Regions from separate parts of the Homo sapiens genome. Here region 1 is linked to region 2. A link is a contact called in ENCODE Hi-C or POLR2A ChIA-PET data. All regions are on one chromosome and are shown on one strand. The core of a region is the stretch at or near the end of the contact, and the rest is flanking DNA. Distances in the headings are between cores, read along the strand shown. Region 1 has its middle 42 kb from the start of SPOCK2. Region 2 overlaps CHST3 (carbohydrate sulfotransferase 3).

Region 1 (5,955 bases), core at 11-2,510, 36 kb after region 2:
AAACGGCCATCCCTATCTCACGAGGGTGCTCTAATTAGATGAGGCAGGGCCTATGAAAGGCAAAGGTGGTCAGGATGATTGAGGGCAATGGCGCTTTGCGAGCTGATACTACCTTACAACAACCCTGAAAGGTGACACTGTCAATCCTTGAGCCCTGAAGAAATGGACAATCAGTGCAAGAAAGTGTCACCCAGCAAGAAAGTGAACAGGACCAAGCTCCCCTACTCCACGAGGGTTCCCCAGAGGCATGTACAATGGAAATTGACAACAGGAAAATCAGCAGCCCAGTCACCATTTGAAAAGAAGCTCATGGCCCGATGCAGTGGCTCACGCCAGTAATCCCAGCACTTTGGGGGCCAAGGCAGGTGAATCACCTGAGGTCAGGAGTTTGAGATCAGACTGGCCAATATGGTGAAACCCCATCTCTACTAAAAATACAAAAATTAGCTGGGCATGGTGACAGGTGCCTGTAATCCCAGCTACTCAGGAGGCCGAGGCAGGATAATCGCTTGAACCTGGGAGGTGGAGGTTGCAGTGAGCCAAGATCTTGCCACTGCACTCCAGCTTGGGCAACAGAGCGAGACTCTGTCTCAAAAAAAAAAAAAAGAAAAGAAAAAAAGAAAGAAAAGAAAGAAAGAAAAATGATGAAAGAACCACCCCCCACAAAAAAATGAAAGGGAGACAGACAGGAAAGAAAGGAGGGCAAGAAGGAAGGAAGGAGGGAGGAAGGAAGGAAGTGCAGACAAGCCCCTGACCCATAGCACTGCACACAGCCTCTTCCCAAATGCCCTGGTGCAACCATGCCAGGACGGCCTGGAGCAGCACCTGCTGGCCACTTCCCTGGCCGCACGGTGCTGGCATCCTCCCTGCAGTCCAGCAGCCGTCCTCCACTGGCCATAAAGGCCCCTTTCTCTGGTGGCTGTTTGTGTTGGGCCCTACCCACCTCCACGGGCAGCCTCCAGACACTGCTGGCAGGCACGAGGACACAGTCCCTGCCCGCTGCTGAAGGGCCGCCTTTGTGGACACATGAACCAGCCGGCTGGTGCACCCTGGCCCTTGGAAGCCAGCTGCTTCCCCCTCCTGCTCATCCAGGAGGTAAACAGGACCGACAGCCAGCCTCTGCCACGTTCCCAGCCCCCTCCCCACCCAGCTCTGCGAGGTCCTGAATCCAGGAATGAACACACAGCCCCTGTTCTTCCTCAACCCACAACATAAGTCACTGCTTCTCTGGCCAGGCAGCATGTATCACAGGCACCACTGACGCGTGCTGCCTGGAAACAGGGCCCAGTCCTGCTTCCGCAGGCCTCCTGGAGCTGTGGGTGAGGCAGGACCGGGATCCGCCTGGGGCCACAGCTAGGGACAGTTCCAAGGTGTATTTCTCATTTTTAAAACACTGCATGTATTTAAACATGCCCTGCCTTGTTCCAGAGAAGATCTAAAGCAGCTACAAGGACACATCAGATGCAACCAGTGTAAATGAAGACTCGGATGAAATGCTCAGAATGACTTTTTTTTTTTTTTTTAAGAGACAGGGTTTCACTCTGTTGCTCAGGCTGGAGTGCCGTGGTGGGATCCTAGCTCACTGCAGCCTCAAACTCCTGGGCTCAAGCAGTCTCCCTGCCTCAGCCTCCTTAGTAGAGACTATAGGTGCACGCCACCACACCAGGTCGAGATTTTGAGTATAGTTTAAAACAGAGGAACATCAGAAGCCATGTAAATGTTCAATGATAGGGAATTGATTAAATAAATTACAATATAGCCACACAATTCAATTCATAATATTTATTATGCAGTGATTAATACTGAAGTTATAGGTATAGAACCTAATTAATTTACTACTTATGTATTTATAGAACCTAATGGCAAGTTTGTATGTATAGGCCTAAGAGGATTTTTCCTCAAAGGGAGCTAGAAGTCTCATGACCTTCTTGAAATGACTATGGCCTCCAAGAAGTCAAGAGTCACAGTATAAACTCTATGTATTGTAAAATCCCACTTTTACGTATGTGTGTAGTCTGGGAGGCTGTACCACAAACTTCAAAGTGTCCTTATCTCTGAGTATTAGAATTGTGTATTTTTTCATCATTCTTCTACCAGCGTGATCTATGCCCTTATCATGGTAAGCCACAACTGTGGCCATACATCTTCAAGCAACCAAAGCAAAACCAAAAATGTGGTCAGTTACTATTTCCCAGTGTTCATAGGAGAAAATAAGTGACTGCTTTTGGCATTAAAGAGGGTAGAGAGTTCTCTGGAGAGGCAGGGCAACTGGGAAGGAGGCTGGCTCATAGAGTGTGAGGACAGGGTGCAGGGAAGCCTCGATGAGGGGCTGAGGCATCTGCAAATATCAGACAATCCATCTGTCCAGGGGAACACCTGGCAGCCTCCCTCGGCTGGCCCCATTCAGGAAAGGGGCTGACTCATTTCTTCAAAATAGGATAGAGTGAGATGGGGTCAGACACTCGCTGTTCGCTTCTTCATAAGAAGGACAGGTAGCAACATCGCAAAGAGTCAGCCAAGAGTTGTCGACTGTCTGGCACAAGTAGAAGAATATTTGGAGGTTACTGAAATCAGAATATACAGAAAGCTGTTCACTCCACCCAAGCCTAGGAGGGCTTTTCCACCAACCTCAGAGGAAAATCTACAGAACATATTCAAAAGTGTTCCAAATATCTATTGCTGAGTCACAAATCACCCCAGAACTTAGTGAACTAAAGTTCACAACAGCAATCCTTTTATTATCTCTCATAGTTTCTGAGGTCCAGGAAATCAGGATGGGCTCAGTTGGGTGGTTCTGGCTCAGGAAGGATCTCATAAAGTTGTAGTCAGATGGAGGCTGGTGTTGGAATGGCTCAAGACTGGAACAGCTAGGGATGGCCGAGTGTCTCTCTTCATATAGTCTCAGGGCCTCTCCATGTGGTCTCTTCATGTGTGACAGCTTGTGCTTCCTAACAGCATGGCAGCTTCAGGATGGCTAGTCTACTTATATGGCAGCTCGGGCCTCCAAGCCCAAGTATTCTAACTGACCAAGCAGAAGCTGCATCACATACTATAGGCTAGGATTGGAAGTCATCCGTGTTACTTCCATTGCTTTCTATTGGCTATGAGCAAGCAACAGGCCCAACAGATTCAAAGATGCAGGACACAGACCTCTCCATGGAAGGAGTGTCAAGGTCACTCAACATCATGTAGATTGAGGGATGTTGCAACCATCTTTGGAAAATATAATCTTCCACACAGAGCCATCACCAATATCCAGAGCAGGTAAGAACAAACTGAGGCAAATGCAAGTCCCGAAACCTTTGGCCTTTGAACATTTGACATTGACACCCTAAGACTACCTTTTATCTACACCAAATTCAGCCATCATAGGCCTCAGTTAACCCACAAACACTTTGAGCTGTGATAGGCCCAAGTGTCGGCCAAGAAATGAGCTTTGGCAGTGGCCATCTTTGTCTGTCAGCAAGGCTGAGTTTGGGCAATTATTTAAATACACTGTTGAGGCTGGGCGCAGTGACTCATGCCTGTAATCCCATCACTTTGGGATGCCAAGGCGGGTGGATCACCTGAGGTCAGGAGTTCGAGGCGAGCCTGGTCAACATGGTGAAACTCCGTCTCTACTAAAAATACAAAACTTACCCAGGCGTGGTGGCACACACCTGTAATCCCAGCTACTCGGGAGGCTGAGGCAGAGGATCATTTGAACATGGGAGGTGGAGGTTGCAGTGAGCCGAGATCACATCACTGCACTCCAGCCTGGGTGACAGAGTGAGACTCCATCTCAAAAAATAAATAAACAAAAATAATAAAATAAAATAAAATACACCACTGAGTTTTACCCATACTATCTGATTTTTGAAAAATGAGTAGAGGCCGAGCACTGTGACTCACACGTGTTATCCCAGCACTTTAGGAGGCTGAGGCAGGAGGATCACTTGAGCCCACAAGTTCAAGATCAACCTGGGCAACATAGTGAGACCTCCATCTCCATTAAAAAATTTCTTAAAAGGTGGAAAACAGAAAAGTGGACCTACAGATGGAAATTATGGAAAAGGTGTTTGCTCCCACCCCTAAGACAGCTGAGGCTGAGACGAGTTAAGAGGGGCTCTCATCCGCCCATGTTGGATGAGAGTTAGCTGTGAGTTAGTTCTCTGGTGGAAAACAAAGAACAACAGCAACAATAAAAGAACAAATAAAACAATGTGTCTATCTAAAGTATTTTGGGATACAGTTATACAATGCCTGGGATTTGCTTTAAAATATTCCAGCAAAGAAACAAAAAGTACATAGAGGGACCAAGATTTGTCATGAGTTGCTAATTGTTGAAGCTAGGGGTGGGTACATGAGGGGTGTTTGTTTGTTTGTTTATCTGTTTGTTTTCTGAGACGAAGTCTTGCTCTGTCACCCAGGCTAGAGTGCAGTGGTGCAATCTCAGCTCACTGCAACCTCCACCTCCCAGGTTCAAGCGACTCTCCTGCCTCAGCCTCCCGAGTAGCTGGGATTACAGGCGCATGCCACCATGCCCGGCTAATTTTTGAATTTTTAGCAGAGATGGGGTTTCACCATGTTAGCCATGGCTGATCTCAAACTCCTGACCTCAAGTGATCTGCCCACCTCGGCCCTCAAAGTGCCGGGATTACAAGCGTCAGCCACCGCACCCAGCCATGTGTCAATTTTCTTAAGTTAATTGATTGATTCATAATCAAGAAAAGTCTTCAAATGGTTATTGTTGGCTGTTCCTTTCTTTTCCCTGTAGTATTCTTTTGCTGTTTTTGAACTTGTTTTGTCTGCCAAGGGAGCAGGTATCTTTAGTGGACAAGGGGTACCAGTCATAAAAGATTAAGAGACAATTATGGAAGAGTAAATGTTAAATAGAATGAATTTTGGTCATTAGCCTAATCCCAGACCTCCCCCGATCCCATCCACTCCCTGACTTGAAAAACCTCCGTTGGATTTCCCTGGCCACCTCCTGGGCCTGGTTGCCAGAGGCGTTTTCTGACGCAATGCCTAGCACGCCCTCTGGTGGCTACTGGCAGAAGTGCATAGGTCCGTGCTGTCTTTCTGAGCTCACAGAAGCCAAGTTTTAGAGCTTCCACTAGAGGTCACAAACTGGTTGCTCTACAGGCTGAATGCGACCTATAGATGTGCTATCTATAAAGCATGAATATAGGGACCAGGTTCTTAATATGTTACCAGCATTTAAAAATCTAGATATTTTACGTACAAATCCAGATTTCTGGCTTCTTTGGAAAGCCAAGTCTGACAATGACAGGCAGAGACCCGCACTCTCCAGTTACCCGTCTGGCCTCTGTGGTTTATGTTCAGTTTCTCCAGCACACAATCCCTGTAGTGGGCGGAATAATAAGTCCCAAATATTTGTGTCCGCCAGGAACCTTGGAATGTGACCTTATTTTAGAAATAAGATCTTTACAGATGTAATTAGTAAATCACCTGAAGATAAAATCATACTGGATTTGGGGTGGGCCCTAAATCCAACAATTTATGTCTCTATAGGAAGAGGGAGAATACCAGCTGGGTGCAGTGGCTCACATCTGTTATCCCAATGCTTTGGGAGGCCGAGGAAGGAGGATTGCTTGAGGCCAGGAGTTTGGGATGAGCTTGGGCAGCATAGCAAGACCCAGTCTCTACAGAAATTTTTAAAAATTAACCAGGCTTGGTGGCTCACACCTGTAGTCCTAGCTGCTCAGGAGGTTGAGGCAGGAGGGTCACTTGAGCCCAGGAATTTGAGGTTACAGTGAGCTATGATCATACCGCTGCACTCCAGCCTGGGCCACAGAATGAGACCCTGTCTCAAAAAAAAAAAAAAAAAAAAGAAGAAGAAAGAAAAAGAAGAAGAAGGAGGACAAGAAGAAGGATAAGGAGAAAGAGGAGAAGAAGAAGAATGAGGAAGACGAGGAAGATAGACAGGCACAGAGGAGAAGGCCATATGGAAAT
Region 2 (6,423 bases), core at 40-2,539:
GGACCTGCGCGTCATCCAGCTGGTGCGCGACCCCCGGGCCGTGCTGGCCTCGCGCATGGTGGCCTTCGCCGGCAAGTATAAGACCTGGAAGAAGTGGCTGGACGACGAGGGCCAGGACGGCCTGAGGGAAGAGGAGGTGCAGCGGCTGCGGGGCAACTGCGAGAGCATCCGCCTGTCCGCGGAGCTGGGGCTGCGGCAGCCCGCCTGGCTGCGGGGCCGCTACATGCTGGTGCGCTACGAGGACGTGGCACGCGGGCCGCTGCAGAAGGCCCGCGAGATGTACCGCTTCGCCGGCATCCCCCTGACCCCGCAGGTGGAAGACTGGATCCAAAAGAACACGCAGGCGGCCCACGACGGCAGCGGCATCTACTCCACGCAGAAGAACTCCTCGGAGCAGTTCGAGAAGTGGCGCTTCAGCATGCCCTTCAAGCTGGCCCAGGTGGTGCAGGCCGCCTGCGGCCCTGCCATGCGCCTCTTCGGCTACAAACTGGCGCGGGACGCCGCCGCCCTCACCAACCGCTCAGTCAGCCTGCTGGAGGAGAGGGGCACCTTCTGGGTCACGTAGGGGGGCCGGGGCCCCGTATGCCCCTCCTCGTGAAAGGCCTGCCCCGTCTTTCTGCCGCAGCCCTCGCAGAGGGCGGGTGCACAGCGCCATGAGCGGGCAGCGCCTCCTGTAGCAGTAGGGCCCCCAGCCAGCGCTCCAGCCAAAGCGGCGGCCCCAGGGTTAATTGCGGAGAACAGGACAGTGCCCGGTCCCCTTGAGGGCCATCACACCCAGACCCAACGGGTTGCAGCCTCCTGAGCAGGCCTAGGCAGGCCCGGGCCTGTTGGCAAGCTTCGATCTCACACACACAGAAACATACATTCGTGCCTGGAGACCCTGCAGGCCAGAGTCCAAATATTTAACAATCAGAAGGGGCAAGGCTCTGACCAGTGACAGTCAGACCTCCTGCTTTATTTGGTGTTAACCGTTTCTTGTCTGGATGGTGAAGTCTGGAATCTGGGTGGGTCCTTGGAGGAGGGGCTAGGACAGCCGTGGGTGTCAAAGGTGGCATTTGAGGCTCGTTTGAGGTGACAGTGGCTGTTTACCAACTAGTACAGAGCGATTCAGCGTTTTCATGAATGGGTTGGCTGTGCTGGTTACTGATGAATATGGGCCCCTTATAGAGCTGCAAAACACACACATGCGTATAGACATACATACATGTACACCATACATAGACAAGCATCATAAAGGCACAAGTGCACACACATCTATGCAGACAAGCTTCCTCGCTGCTTATGCCCACAGGGTTTTTCTGTATGACACACCTCAGAGGAGCCTGTGCTTAACATTTGTAGGATTATTTCGAGGGCAGGGCAGGGGAAAGAAACGCGTTAAAGGGCCATGACATGACACAGTTCCCTGGCCGGGTTTGGACTGAACAGTGGATTCAGAACTGCAGCGTTCAAAGCCCCTGCCCGCCTTAGATTCTCATGGCTACCTCCTCTGACCCATCCACATCCTTGCGGCTGGCAGGCAGGATGTTTTGAAATGGTGCAGCCAAAGGCCCCGTCTAGCTTGGCTGGCTCCCGAACATGTCCATATTTGAAGGCTGCCTCAGGCCTGGCAGGCAGAAGCAGCTGTGGTCCCTGGAGGCAAAAGGCAGCTCACGGGGCCTTCCATTTCCAGCCAGGCCTCATCTGGGGTAGGGCCAAGAGGAAAGTACAGAGTGCCCGTGGGGGAGAAGTCCCACCAGGATGCCCCCCCTCCCCTGAGAAGCCCGCCTTCTCCCTCGTGGACAGGAGTCAGCCAGTTGGTTGCTGTGGTTACAGCCAGTGCCTGGAATTCCTCCTTAGGGCCCTGGGAAGAGTATTGCTTAACGCAGGATGTGCTGGGTGTTTTGTTTCGGGCTTTTATTTATGGCTTGGTGTCTTTCTTGTTTCATGGCTGTGTTTTTGCTTTTGTTTCTGTAGGAGCGCCTCTTCCAAGCAGTGGAGGCCTGAGGGCTTGAGGGAGGCTGGGGAAAACCAGCAGGGAGCACTTGGCTCCTGGCAGAGGGAGAGGACAGGAGGAGGAGCCTTCCCCAGGAGGAACGAGGAGAGGTGGCCACGTGGCAGGCCACAGTGCCCTATGGGCTTTTCTGTTTGAACCCCATGTGGGATGAATCTCAAAGCCACCAGCGTTCTTGCCTAGTGTCCAGAGCAGCAGAGATTTGCAGCCCTCGCCCCTCCCTGAGAAGAAGCTGGATTTGAAAATCCCTCACAGGCCCTAACATGTTTCCTGGGTGGGCAGGGGCCTCATGACAAGCGACAAGTGTACCCAGAGTAGAAGGCCTTCCCCACTCCCACCTCAAACCCAGGAGCAGAACTCAGTATCCAGAGCTTACAAGGAGCTGCAAGGGTTTGCCGAGGGCTGCCCAGCTCTGCTTCTGGTTTCCTGGACAATTTCTCTGTCAGATACGGCCCATTGTAAACCCAGAGGGCTGCATTTTGGGTTGAGTAATATGGACACCATGGAAGTACAGGATCTGAGTCCAACATTGCCATGGGGGAGGGAAGAGTGTGTCCTGGCAGGAAGCCACCATTGGAGAAGGTGAGGCCAGTAACCATCTCATGGGATTCGCTATAATCAGCCTATTTGAGCTGCTGGGTCTCTGTCACTGTGGACTCCAGTCATTCAAGGAGGTCTCCACTCTTGGGTTTTTTTTATTTTCTTTTCTTTTGCTATTTTGCCTGAACACCCCAACACTCTTGGTTTTAGAGTCCAAGAGTAAGTTGTGCAGAGACATGGTTCTAATTTGGAGTTCAAAGGAACACCAGCTCTGAAAACATGACCGTGGGGCCAGGATGTTTCTGGCAGGCCCAGAAGTGCTGGCCGTTCTTCCCCAGCCTCCCCACTGCTCCCTCCTCTGTTCCCCATGTGGAGGTCGGAGGGGCTGGGACTGGGGAGGGGGCAGCCACCTCCATCCAAGGCTCTTCCTAGGGGCCCTGCTAATGTGGACAGTAGACTTTATCCCTCCTTCTTACTCTGGGCCAAGACCTCCCACTCCGCCCTCTGAGGATGGTACCAAGAATGGGCCTTTGGGACTTCTCAGGACATTGACAATGTGCACACTGCAGGTTGACTTAATTTATTTATTTTTTGAAAAGAAGAGACAGAAAATACCTTATTATCTGCAGGGACTCAAAGCTGTACCCAAATCAAGAAAGACAAAATAACAATAGAAACCATTCACACACTCCGTTCATGCATGGACACCAGAAGACGATTCAGAACACAAGAGGAGAATGAGCTGGAGCGCCAGCACCACGATGGCCCCAGGACGTTGTTTAAGATCTGAGATCCCTTGGTTTCTCTCTTGTTGATCTGAGATGCTACATCAGGGCCCTTGCTGCTGTATTACCTCTGCCCGGGTGTTTGAGACAGGTCACAAGCGCGTGGATGTTTCCTGGAAGTGTATTCCCCTGGGGCTCAGCGATGCTCTGGGAACCCTTGGGGTTTGGGGAAGGACAGTGTGGTGTGACTATTGGCTTGAAACGTTATGGATATGGTTGGAGTCACCCATGTGGATATGATTTTCAGCTTGGAGCTGGGATGGAGAAGATGGAAGCACTGGTGGCCGGGCCTCTTTTTCCAGCGAGGCCAGCCCTGGCTTCTCCTCTGTTCCAGCTTGTCTGCCAGAAGCCTTCCCCTGCAAGGTGCCCACCTGCCCGGAGACAGAGGGAGCAGCTGAGGCCTCTCTCCACTGGCCGCCAGCCTCCCTAGCACAAGGGGACCATTCAGCAATGAGTGTTTACTCATGTTCTTTCTTGTTGATGAGTTCTGCGGCCCAGCATATAGAAATGGCTCAGAACGTTCCAGGCCTTGGTGAGACACAGCAGCGTCCAATGCTCACAGGCTGTCCCCACTCTGCCTGTTCCCATCTTCCCCTCGGGACCTGTTTATAAATTGAGGAATGGATGAGGGCCCTGGAGGGTCCTTGGGAGTAGTTAGTGGAGGGCAGGATTCTCAGGTCCCCATAGAGAGGGAAAGAGAAGACCAGATGTGCATAGAAGCCAGTCTCTGTCACATACACCGCAGGTGGTCACCGAGTTATTTTCCAAAAGCTGAGGAACATAAAGCAAATTTAGGCTTTTGTCCTTCTGCAATACATGCACTTGAAAATAAACAGAAAAGAGATGTTTAATAACAAGTTTACTTCCGGTCTGCTAGCACCCTCAGCCTGGGAGCTACTGCCAGAGGCTGGCGTAGTGGGGCAGCTGCTGACCAAACCCCACAGAACAGAGGGCACCAGGCATCACACGACATCTTTCCCTCCCATCTCTGCCATCTGTCTGTCTGGCAATGGAAGGAGCTTCAGCAGGAGGTCCTTCCCAGAAGGTTGATTCTTGGCCTGGGTGGTAGAGGAGATATCCTGACCCTAAAGTCTTCCAGCCCCGGGTCATCCTCTCCTATACTAGGGCCTATTGACCGTAGAGGCCAGGTGCGGTGGCTCATACCTGTAATCCCAGCAGTTGGGGAGGCCAAGGTGGGAGGATTGCTTGAGCCCAAGAGTTGGAGACCAGCCTGGGCAACATGGTGAGACCAATTGACTGTAGGGCTTGTCCCTTGCTAAGACAGGAGCAGAAGACTGGATGGCTGTGTCCTCAAGGCAGTCCCCTCCCATCCCCATTCCCAAAGTCAGAAAGTGAAGCCAGATCTCAAGGGCTGATACCTGAGGCAAGGAGAGCTAAGGGGAGAGAAATTGGGGCTGAGTGGAAGCAGATGCCTGCACAAGCCAAGTGTGTCTTATTGATCTGTACAAGCTGATAGAAGGACCATCTGCTGAAATCCAGGGCTCCTGAGTTGGTGGGTTTGCTTGTGAAGCTTCTAGGACAAGGCGCAGCCAGATGGAAGGGAGAGGGTCCAGGGCTTCCTAAATGCAGCCGCATCACCTGTCAACTCGCTGCAGTTTCAGAGACAGTGGAAGCTGCTCTTTACCTCAAAAGCACAAAGCAGAATTGGCAACTTCACTTGTCTCAAGAGCTCCAAGATCCTTTGGTCTCGTGTCCTTTGGCACCCCGTAACTGGACTGGGGACAAATTTGTTACGTGTTTCCAAGGCTACAGACATGGCGCCATCCTCACAGGCCTAGCTCATGTCATGGATCAGGTGCTTTGCTGGGGGGATACAATGACCCATGTGGTCTGCGTCTTCTGCCATTGGCTTGAACTGGGCACCCCCTGAAGTCTCCATCTCAGCTGTATATTCTAGTCCAAATTTTCCTGGCTCCCCTGCTCCCTCCCAGGTCCTGCACACTGTCTTTTTGCCAACACCTCAGCCCTGTTTGCTATTTCATGTCTGCATGGTACGAGACACCCCTTCACGGCATACACTGCCATGGTATGTACATATGCATCCACGTGTGTGTATGTGTAGCATGTAGCTCATTCTGCTCAGCCTCTGGCGCCGTTCCACATTGCTCCCAGCCCCATTGCTGTCACTGTCGTCCCAGATGTCCTTGCCATGGCCACAGACAATCTGCCGTCTCCTGGAAACGCTGGGGCTGCCCTTCAGAGAGCTGGCAGCCCCAGCAGTCAGGGCCTGCTTTGCAGAATAGAATGTGAACCCAACTCCTGATGGCCTACTTGACTTATTTAATTAAAGATGAAATCATGCAATGAGCAAAACCTGCAGCGTGTCTCTGCCTTTTCCTTTGCATTTGTTCTCAGCAGCAATTGGGTCATAATTTTTTTTTTTTTTTAATTAACAGTGGTAGAAAGGAGGTGACTTCCAGCATGAAGCAGGACAGAGAATCCCCCTGCCCATTCCCAAGGGACCAAAGGCACTAGGGGAATATGGGGCAGGATGAATGTACCTTGCGTCACCAGGCTGGCAGAGCTGATGGGGACTGCGCTGAGCGGAGAGAGAGAAAACCCAGGTATTTGGGGGCAGAGACAGGAGTGTTGGGCCAGCGGTCAGGGGGCCTGGGGATGAGTCCCAGCTTTGCCACTGTCTGGCTGTGTGACCTTGCATAAGTCACTTCCCTTACTTGGACACCAGTTTCCTTTTAGAATGAAGGTGTAATCAGTTGTTCACAAACATTGTTCCCAAAAAGCCCCATTAGGGATTCAAAAGTCAGCTGAAAGGGCAGGCGGCACCCTCTCAACAAGAGTCACTGTGCGTTTTGATCTGCTTCACGTGTTCAGATAGCATTTCAGATTTATTTGGCCTTCAACTAAATCTCCAAAAACACATAAGAAGGTTGCCAAGGACCCTTTCAGCTAAGAAATTGAATGGAGTCCTTTCAAATTGCAGTTACATCCGTCATAACAACTTTAGTTCTTACTACATTTCAGCCCTGCTTGTCTCCCAAGAGCTGCCTGCAGAGCATGGGTGTTTCCCTGGGGAGAAGGGAGAGAGCTCATTTTGGAACACAGAAGCCAGAGCTGGTGGGGCTT

The links. Hi-C counts contacts between places; a loop is a spot of excess contacts on that map. ChIA-PET counts read pairs that join two places held with the same protein, here RNA polymerase II (POLR2A). Pooled maps may share reads with other maps.
Region 1: a loop to region 2 is called in a map of dorsolateral prefrontal cortex, with 7 times the contacts of the local background. The contact joins two enhancer-like sites. A Hi-C loop is called at or near these places in 11 of 168 maps with a recorded cell type or tissue (Caco-2, PC-9, Right ventricle myocardium inferior and 7 more) and 11 of 50 pooled maps. POLR2A ChIA-PET finds 5 or more read pairs at or near these places in 6 of 52 experiments (BJ, HepG2, MCF 10A and 3 more).

Annotation. Positions count from the first base shown.
Region 1 is chr10:72,043,676-72,049,630 of GRCh38, forward strand. No RefSeq gene overlaps it. Among named protein-coding and RNA genes, the nearest start is that of SPOCK2, 42 kb to the right of the region's middle. Within about 2 kb of position 1,261, at least 14 of the 41 ENCODE cell types and tissues checked have a DNase peak (open chromatin) inside an H3K27ac peak, as active enhancers do; they include adrenal gland, ascending aorta, dorsolateral prefrontal cortex and 1 more, where a contact is called at or near this core.
Region 2 is chr10:72,007,907-72,014,329 of GRCh38, forward strand. CHST3 (carbohydrate sulfotransferase 3) reads left to right here. Exons shown (of 3, transcript NM_004273.5): 3 at 1-5,652. The coding sequence ends at 565. Among named protein-coding and RNA genes, the nearest start is that of CHST3, 47 kb to the left of the region's middle. Within about 2 kb of position 1,290, at least 28 of the 41 ENCODE cell types and tissues checked have a DNase peak (open chromatin) inside an H3K27ac peak, as active enhancers do; they include adrenal gland, ascending aorta, dorsolateral prefrontal cortex and 1 more, where a contact is called at or near this core.